Regions from separate parts of the Homo sapiens genome. Here region 1 is linked to region 2. Evidence: chromatin contacts called from ENCODE Hi-C or POLR2A ChIA-PET data. All regions are on one chromosome and are shown on one strand. Each heading gives the region's core, a stretch centred on a gene start or an enhancer-like site at or near the end of the contact. The rest is flanking DNA. Distances are from core to core; before and after follow the strand shown.

Region 1 (4,026 bases), core at 14-2,513, 140 kb after region 2:
TCTGGAGAGAGTGTATTCACAGCAGAGGCAACAGCAGGTGCAAAGGTCCTGAGGTGGGAGTGTGAGAGACCAGTTGGAAGAGAGGCAAAGCTTGTCTGGCTGGAGCAGAATGACCAAGGTAGAGGGTAAGAAGCCATGGGGTCAGAGTGGACAATAAAAGGGCTTTGGTCTTCTTGCTGAGTAAAATGAAATCCAATGTGGGGTTTGGGGGCAGATGAGTGACATGAACTGACTTATGAAGTCCACAGCAAGAAATGTGGCAAGAGGTAATGGTGCCAATGGAGGTGGTGAGAAAGTGGTTAGATTCTGAAAATATGTCTAAGAGAGAGACCTGGAATAGTTCAAGTCAAAGGAAACAGAAAACAAAGGCCTCCATAGAAATAACATGTCTGAGAGGCAAGAGTTGGAGTCTGGGGGTAAATCCATCAACGTAAGAAAATCCAGAGGTAACACAGATCTGGACTAAGAAATAACAGACACCAGAGTTAGGATACCAGGCCAGGAGACAAGAGTTCAGTGAGCTAGAAACTCAGGCTGGCAGAGTGGAATACAAAAAAACTAGCCTGGAAGCAAGTGGTCAAAGTATTAAGATGTCTTGATCTTCAAAAATGGTGTATGACATTGAGAGAAGGCTTTGCAAGTTAGACTTCCCTATAACCTCTGTGCTTAGGTCAGTAGGGCAGTAGTAGTTTGCAGCTGGTTCTCAATGACATTCATTGGACTGACTTGCCCAGGGCTAGAACTCACCTCAGGTAGAGGCAAGATATCAGAACTGTCTGCAGTGGAAGTTGAAGGCACCTCTCTGCTCATGCACTCACCTTGGTCAGTCACCTCTATCTTGATCCTAAACCTTCTTCCCAACTCTGTAGTAATAGCCTGAGATTCTTGCCAAGGCCAGCTTCCCAGTGCTGTGGTACGTCTGCCACAATGATTGAGATGCAGTGGTCGATGCAGTGCCCTTCTCCCCAAGGCTCTTAATTCTTAGGCGTAGACTTGAAGAAGCCAGGAATACTTGTACTTCTGCAGGGATGAGTGAGGTGAAGCGGGAAGACGGAAAAGCAAATGTTGCATTCAGGAATTTGTCCTTGATTGTGAGGCTGGAAAGACAAGATTGCTTTGAGAAGCATTATGAGGAAAGAAATGAAGAGCAGGGCAAAATGATAGACCTTTGAAGTTTGAGCCATTATTGAATATACAAGTCATTGTATAGTCTTTTAACAGTTTCTACATCAGCCCCTCACCTGTGTCAAAGATAAGCAGAGAGCCTATTATATGTAATGTAGATCACAAACAATTGATGTGGCATGAGATTCTTCTAATAGACATGAAATATGAATGTGACATGAGCCAGACATAGAATGGATTTTCCAGCTTGCCGTAAATCTGAAAGGAGCCCCAACCATCTAACATACTGGTGTGGGGGAGCTTCCTTTTCCCTCATTTCTCCGTCCCCAGTCCCTGCCACCAGCAAAATTACTTTCAACCCTCTTTGCGGTAGAACTGAGAACACCAACAGAAGATGCATTTCATTTTTTGGGTTTAGTCTGTGCTGGTCAGCTTCCCTCAATACCCTAACTGGGAAAAATAAGTCAATTTTCCCTCATCTCTTGAAGTCTTCAAAATGAAAGTATATGTAATGACAGGTTGAAATGGATTTTTTCCATCCATCAGGGTCCCTACTTTTCTCTCCCTGCTTTGTGAAAGTTGTAAATCTCTCAAAAGTCATAAATGTAGCTCCCGCGGTGTAGGCCTGTTCCAGCTCATTCCAGTTCTAGGTTTTGGCCTTTATGTTTCTCTGCGTCCAGGTGTTAACTTTCTGCTGCCACTATGTGGCTGTGGCCAAGTCCCCTGCTCACATTTCCTGTGTGCTTATGGCTCAGGGGCCACTTTTTTTTTTTGGGGGGGGGGACAGGGTCTCACTCTGTCACCCAGGCTGGAGTGCAGTGACGCAATCTCCACTCACTGCAATCTCTGCTTCCCAGATTCAAGCAATTCTCCTGCCTCGGCCTCCTGAGTAACTGGGATTATAGGTGCCTTCCACCACTCCCAGCTAATTTTTGTATTTTTAATAGAGACGGGGTTTCACCGTGTTGGCCAGGCTGGTCTCGAACTCCTGACCTCAAGTGATCTGCCTGCCTCGGCCTCCCAACGTGCTGGGATTACAGACATGAGCCAGCGTGCCCAGCCATTAGGGGCCATCTTTACCCCTCCTCCGTGGCGCTCGGGGCCAGGAGCGCACACCTTGTGAGATGCAGCCCACGCTCTCAGGGCCGTCCTGCAACTCTGCACAGACTCCCAGGGCCAGGCAAGCCTGTCTCATGGTGTCGTTTGGCCGCATGTTCCTGCCTTTCTCTGCCTACCTTCTTCCCTTTTCTTTCCCCCTTATGCCCCCTTATGCATGCACAGTTTCAGACATGAGGTCAGAAAGGATTTGAGGATCTGATTGTTCACACCTGCCGATCCCTGAGAGTCCTGGGCAGCTGCTGCCATCACCCAGTGCAGTGGGATTGGTCTCTTCCTTGATGAGCTAAAATCAAAACATTTTCCCAGAATTAAGCAACCCAAGCCCTTCCCTTAGGACTGTCCTTGTTTTGACAGAGTTCTCTTGTTTCCTCCCCATTCTTCAGTTCCGAAGGTCTGTCATCTTGGATCTCTTACTGACCAGCTGTGCGACCTCAGGGACACCACTCAGCCTAGCTGGGCCTGGATTGTTTGAGATTTAAATGAGGAGTATGAAATAAATAGCATCTCAGGGCCTTTCTAGCTCTAGAATTCTCTTCACTGTCGTCATCTGGTATTCTGTAATGGCAATTTCATTCATTCTTTCTTGAATACATTCTACGTCTAATATAAAGATAAATATCTCACTTATTTGTGAAGATTTTGGTACAGAGGAATCTTTCAGCTATCGCGACTAACCAACCTATGTAATCCACTCCATCCCTGGCCCTCTGCTCTGCTTGATTTTTCCTTATACGCCTTATCATTATATTATATATGTTTATGCTTTGGCTATCCAGCAAAAGTCAGATTCATTTTGTCTCTGGTAGTTAGAAGTAGAGGGTGAAGGGGGTGGGGAATATATGCTTCCTGCTCCCACAACCTTGCCATCAGGCAATATATTACAATGGAAGCAAATCCTGCCAAGTGTACTAGCACAAAAACAGTCACAAAGTTTGTTTTTGAGCTCCAAGGAAGTCCATCTCGCTGTCCTTGGGTACTGAGCAAGCCCTTGCATGAAAGGGCCATGTGCTTGATATGCTGACAGCAGGGCCACCAGACTTGTGGGCCAGCTAAACAAGGGAATGCCCCTTTAATTGTGGGGTGCAGGATAAGGGGGCTCTAGAATCTGGAGTCTAGACCAGGAGTACCATTTCACCAACTTGAGGCTGCAGGGCTTGGAGGACGCTTGTATGTTCATTAGGCTAAGGGCAGAACATTCTTTCCAATCATTGCTTATACAGAACAGCACTCACATCATCAGTGAAAAAATCATCTCCGTGGTCATTAACAAACCTTCTCATGCAGATTTCTAAAATGATCTTTAAAGCACTAAGTAACCATCTCTGGCCTGTTGATTCTTGATTAATGTGCTTTAAATTATATGGGTATGCATTAGAGACAATTTATCTATCAATCATATTGTTTATACTGAAGTACTTAAAGGAAATTATCACCCAGACCTTATGATGAGAGGATGTTAGGTTGCATGTGTACTTGTTTAACTCACTAGAATGTTAGCTCCTTGAGGGCAAGACATTGTCTTCCTTATTTACTGCCATAACTCTAGGTGAATGAATGAATGAATGAATGAAATATGCATTTGAGAATTAATTTGGCTATGGATGATAGTTTTCCTCCCCGTATGGGGTCCAGCCTCCCAGCTTTCCAGAGTGAGCATTTGGGCCAGTGTAAGGGAGGGAGCACTGGTCTTCAGTCCTCTCTGCTGTCCTTTGGGTCCCTTTCCACTTCTTCCATCACAGCCTGAGACCTCCTGATCCTTCAGCTGTCAGCTCCCCGTTCCTC
Region 2 (4,142 bases), core at 373-2,872:
CCGCTCCGGCTGGTTTACACGCCTGAATCTGGGCGAGGTTTTCTCAATCCTATTTTATGAAATCCATCTGCCTCTGGTGTTTATGTTGGGGTGGGAGTTAATAATGAAAGAGCAAAATAATCTCATAATGTACTTGTTCCCATCAGGCCTGCAATGTGTGTCTCTGATGGAACAAGAAAGAGAGAGATCCTGAATCTTCTTTGCCATGGCACTGCCACTCCCACCTCGGGCCCTAAGCACAGACGATGCTATAGACCAGGAATCACCAAGCTTGTCTGTGAAGGCCCAGATAGTGAATACGTCAAATTTTTTAGGCCACCTGTGGTCTCTATCACATTTTCTTCTTTACTGTAGCCATTTTAAAAAATGTAAAAAAGAATGCTTAGCTTGTACGCTGCACGAAAGCATAGTTCGTGGACCCCTGCTACAAACCTGCACATTCTTTGTTACTAGCTAAGAATATGTCTCCAAATGTGGACATGGTCTCCTATCCTGATAAGCAAGGGTCCTCCTGTTCATCTAGCCCAACGCTGATGCTGGAGGCAGGCTTTGGCTCCTGCTTCATGCCCTCTTGGCCAGCACAAGTGCTGATACCCTGTTTACTGCTGTTGCTGTGAATGTTAAAGTCTCAGAGCCAAGAATCTCATGTGTTCTGCTGGCACCCGTGAGCCTGGCGGTCTAACTGACTAAATTTCAGGTAAGGTGAAATCTCAGACCCCTCACAGTTCTTGAGAGAGGCAGAAGGGGAAGGGAAGGAGAGGGGGCATGGTGAGAGATACCAGAAAAAACACTACACGGAAAAGAGATGACCCAAATGAAGAGGTCAGTTCCCCAACCCCTACGCTGGCCTGGTGTTTAAGTCCAGTTTCCATGTTGGCCTTCACAGAATCAGAGCTCTTCTTTGCTAGATAAAGTGTGGGGGAGTCTTTGGCTCCCCCTGGAGGCTAGAGTTTGCCAACGACAGGTAGGACCTGAAACACAATATGAATTGCTCTTTACTGTAAAACAAAAGGAAAGCTGACCATGACGAGATTTTACTCAAATGGCCCAGGGGTTAGGTATAATTCAATTAAAAAGGGAATTTGTCCTTTAAAGTAGGGGGATATATATATATGGCTTTAACTAAAAAGAAAAATGGACACAGAATCTAACAGTGAATGTTTAGGTATTAGTGACAGTCATCATTGTTAAAGTGCAGAGAGAAAATTAGATCTAACACAGAAGAGTAACATGGTGCTAAAATTTCCCCCATATCCCAGACAACTTCCTGTTTGCAGCTCGATGTGCTGATGAGATACTTTTAACACGAATCCTGAGGGCAGTGGACCTTAGAAAAATTATCATCTACAATTGTATGTTAAATTGCTAAGTAATTAAGATGTAAGATCTAGAAAATCACATACAATTTATTTCCAACAGCTGAAATTAGAACTTTCTAAATAAAAGCTAACCATACAACCCAAGGGTTTAACAAGTCAGAGTCTGTTTGGGAAAGCCAGCGTGTGTGTCCCCGAGAGGTGGATTGCAATCAGTAATAAAGGCATGAGTCCAGCCCTGTCAGATCTGTCTGACAGCCCCCACTGCACTCTGTCAGAATCTCCGCATGGGGATGGGTCAGGTTGCAGATGGTGACAGCATCATCCGAAAGTCTATGAGAAAGTGAAGGTAACACAAAGCCCTGGGATCCCTACCTTCCACACTGCTCTGCTTATCTGCACACACAGCTGTGAGGCTCCAGCCAGGCCCCCAGGAGCAATTTGTTATTTGTGACAACCTTGTGTGCATGGTGTTCTCCCTCACCCCCCACCCCAACACACACACAGGGAGCCAAAGTTTACTACGTTTAGTCTAAGTTGGGTTTTGAGATTTAAATGTTCAAGACTTAAGTGATTACCGATGGGGAAAATAGGAAGTGGCCTGGAGGTTCTCAGTTCGGGGGAGAATGGTTGTGCAAATAGAAAACCATGGTAGTGAATCTGCTACCCAGTTTTCTAAGAAGAGCTGCGGTTTTGTTTCATCCTGTCTCAGAGCTTTATTAATCAGCCATATTGTAGGTGACATGCTCCAGGACACACAGAATTTATGTCCTTGTGCTCTTTCCTCTAAGAGCTAATTAATGTATTTTTATTGGTGAGAAAGTTCACTCCACATATTTCTTCTCCTTGCATCATGATCAATTCTCCAATCTTAAAACCAAATCACCCACCACCACCACCCATAAACACCCTCTGCTTCAATCCTGGTCCCCATTTACTTAATTCCTATCTTTCCCCTACTTTTAAAATCTATTCATTAAAACAAAACAAAAGCCAAAAACATCTTTCCTGGGATTGCCTGGAGAAGACTTGACAGGACCAAGAGGGAAAACTTTCTAACCCCCAATCACTGTTTAGTTTATGGCTGGAATTATGGGGGAAAAGTAGAATGAGGTTGCTTTTGATGTTCTTTTGAAATGATTTGCAGCATTGAAAGAAATATTAGCAATTAAGCCATTTTGATTTTCTTTAAAACTGAAAGTAGAGGCCGGCAAGGTGGCTCACGCCTGTAATCCCAGCACTTTGGGAGAACGAGGTGGATGGATCACAAGGTCAGGAGATCGAGACCATCCTGGCTAACATGATGAAACCCCGTCTCTACTAAAAATACAAAAAATTAGCCGAGCACGGTGGCGGGCGTCTGTAGTCCCAGCTACTCGGGAGGCTGAGGCAGGAGAATGGCGTGAACCCGGGAGGCAGAGCTTGCAGTGAGCCGAGATCACGCCACTGCACTCCAGCCTGGGCGACAGAGCGAGACTCTGTCTCAAAAAAAAAACAACAAAAAACAGAAAGTACAGAAGTGTATATATTTAATAATCAATTATATTAATCAATATATTATATATTAATATATACAAATAATATATACAAATATATTAATCTGTATATATGATTCTTAATGCTGTATTTCTTATAGTCTGGGTATCCCAGTGAATGAAATATTTTCAGCAGTGTTTTGGGAAGTACAGAGATCTTCCCTTATATGTTCCAGGACCCGCTAGTGATACCTAGAATCGCAGATAGTACCGTCCCCTATATATACTGTTTTTTCAATATATACATACCCATGGTAAAGTTCAACTTACAAATTCAGCATAGTAGGATATTAATAACAATAACTGATAATAAAATAATAAACTAGAATAATTATAACAATATACTATAATAAAAGTTACCTAAATATGGTATTTCTGTCTCTCAAAATAACTTAATATTTTCAGACCATGGTTGGCTGCGAATAACTGAAACCACTGAAGGCAAAACCGCAGATAAGGGGGAACTACTGTATGCTATTCCAGATATGTGTTATTATGTCCCAAACTATCCAAAATCTTAGTGGCTTTAAACAATAGCCATTTTATTGTATCTCACACTCCTGTGTGACTTTGGAACTTGGACAAGGCTTGGCTAGGTGATTCTTCTGTTCTTGGTGGTTTAAACAGAGGTCACTCAGTGGTATTTTGCTGGAGGGTCTAAGATGACTGACATCTGGGCAGGAATGGCTGAAAGATTGTTTTCTTGTTCTGTTCCTCTAAAATACCAGTTCCTCTTAGATATTTATGCTTTGTTTGTTCACTGTGCTGATATAGAGGAGATTTCTCTGAAAAGAAAACCATACTTTCATTGTTTATAATTATGCTTAAACTTAAGAAGATAAATACATTTTTCATAAGTCTGTTTCTCATGCATTTTGGGCCCAGTGGGGACAGTAGGTGAGAGCACCTATCTGTGACCTCTTCAGCATATCAGTCTCAGGGTAGTCAGATGTACAGATGGGGCCTCAGGGCTCCAAAAGCAAGTGCTATGGTAGACAAGGTGGAAACTGCATGGCCTTTTATTACCTAATCTTGAAAGTCACATAGCATCACTTCTGTCATACACTATTCATTCAAGCAGTTACCCAGAATCAAGGAGAGGCAACATAGACTTCACCTTTTCATGGGAAGAGCATTGCAGAATTTGCAGCTGTGTTGTACAGTCACCAAACATGCACACAGGAGACATCTCCATTCTATTACATGTTAGAGTAAATTTCTTTTCTTTTTCAGGTGTAGTATTTCCAAAATATTGTTCCCACCATTGAGTTTTATAGCAGTGGCTCCCAGT

The links. A loop is a pair of places that touch in the nucleus more often than their neighbours do. ChIA-PET counts read pairs that join two places held with the same protein, here RNA polymerase II (POLR2A). Pooled maps may share reads with other maps.
Region 1: a loop to region 2 is called in a pooled map, with 2.6 times the contacts of the local background. The contact joins the promoter of SV2C-AS2 here to the enhancer-like site in region 2. A Hi-C loop is called at or near these places in 1 of 37 single-sample maps with no recorded cell type and 4 of 50 pooled maps. POLR2A ChIA-PET finds 5 or more read pairs at or near these places in 2 of 52 experiments (activated CD4-positive, alpha-beta T cell and activated naive CD8-positive, alpha-beta T cell).

What each region holds. Positions count from the first base shown.
Region 1 is chr5:76,310,366-76,314,391 of GRCh38, forward strand. It overlaps SV2C-AS2 (SV2C antisense RNA 2), which reads right to left and starts at 1,264. Exons shown (of 4, transcript XR_001742750.2): 1 at 819-1,264. The region is part of intron 12 of SV2C (synaptic vesicle glycoprotein 2C); the gene reads left to right.
Region 2 is chr5:76,174,314-76,178,455 of GRCh38, forward strand. All of the region lies in intron 2 of SV2C (synaptic vesicle glycoprotein 2C), which reads left to right. It also overlaps the pseudogene RAP1BL. Among named protein-coding and RNA genes, the nearest start is that of SV2C-AS1, 93 kb to the left of the region's middle. RefSeq lists an enhancer at 1,798-1,877. Within about 2 kb of position 1,623, at least 3 of the 41 ENCODE cell types and tissues checked have a DNase peak (open chromatin) inside an H3K27ac peak, as active enhancers do.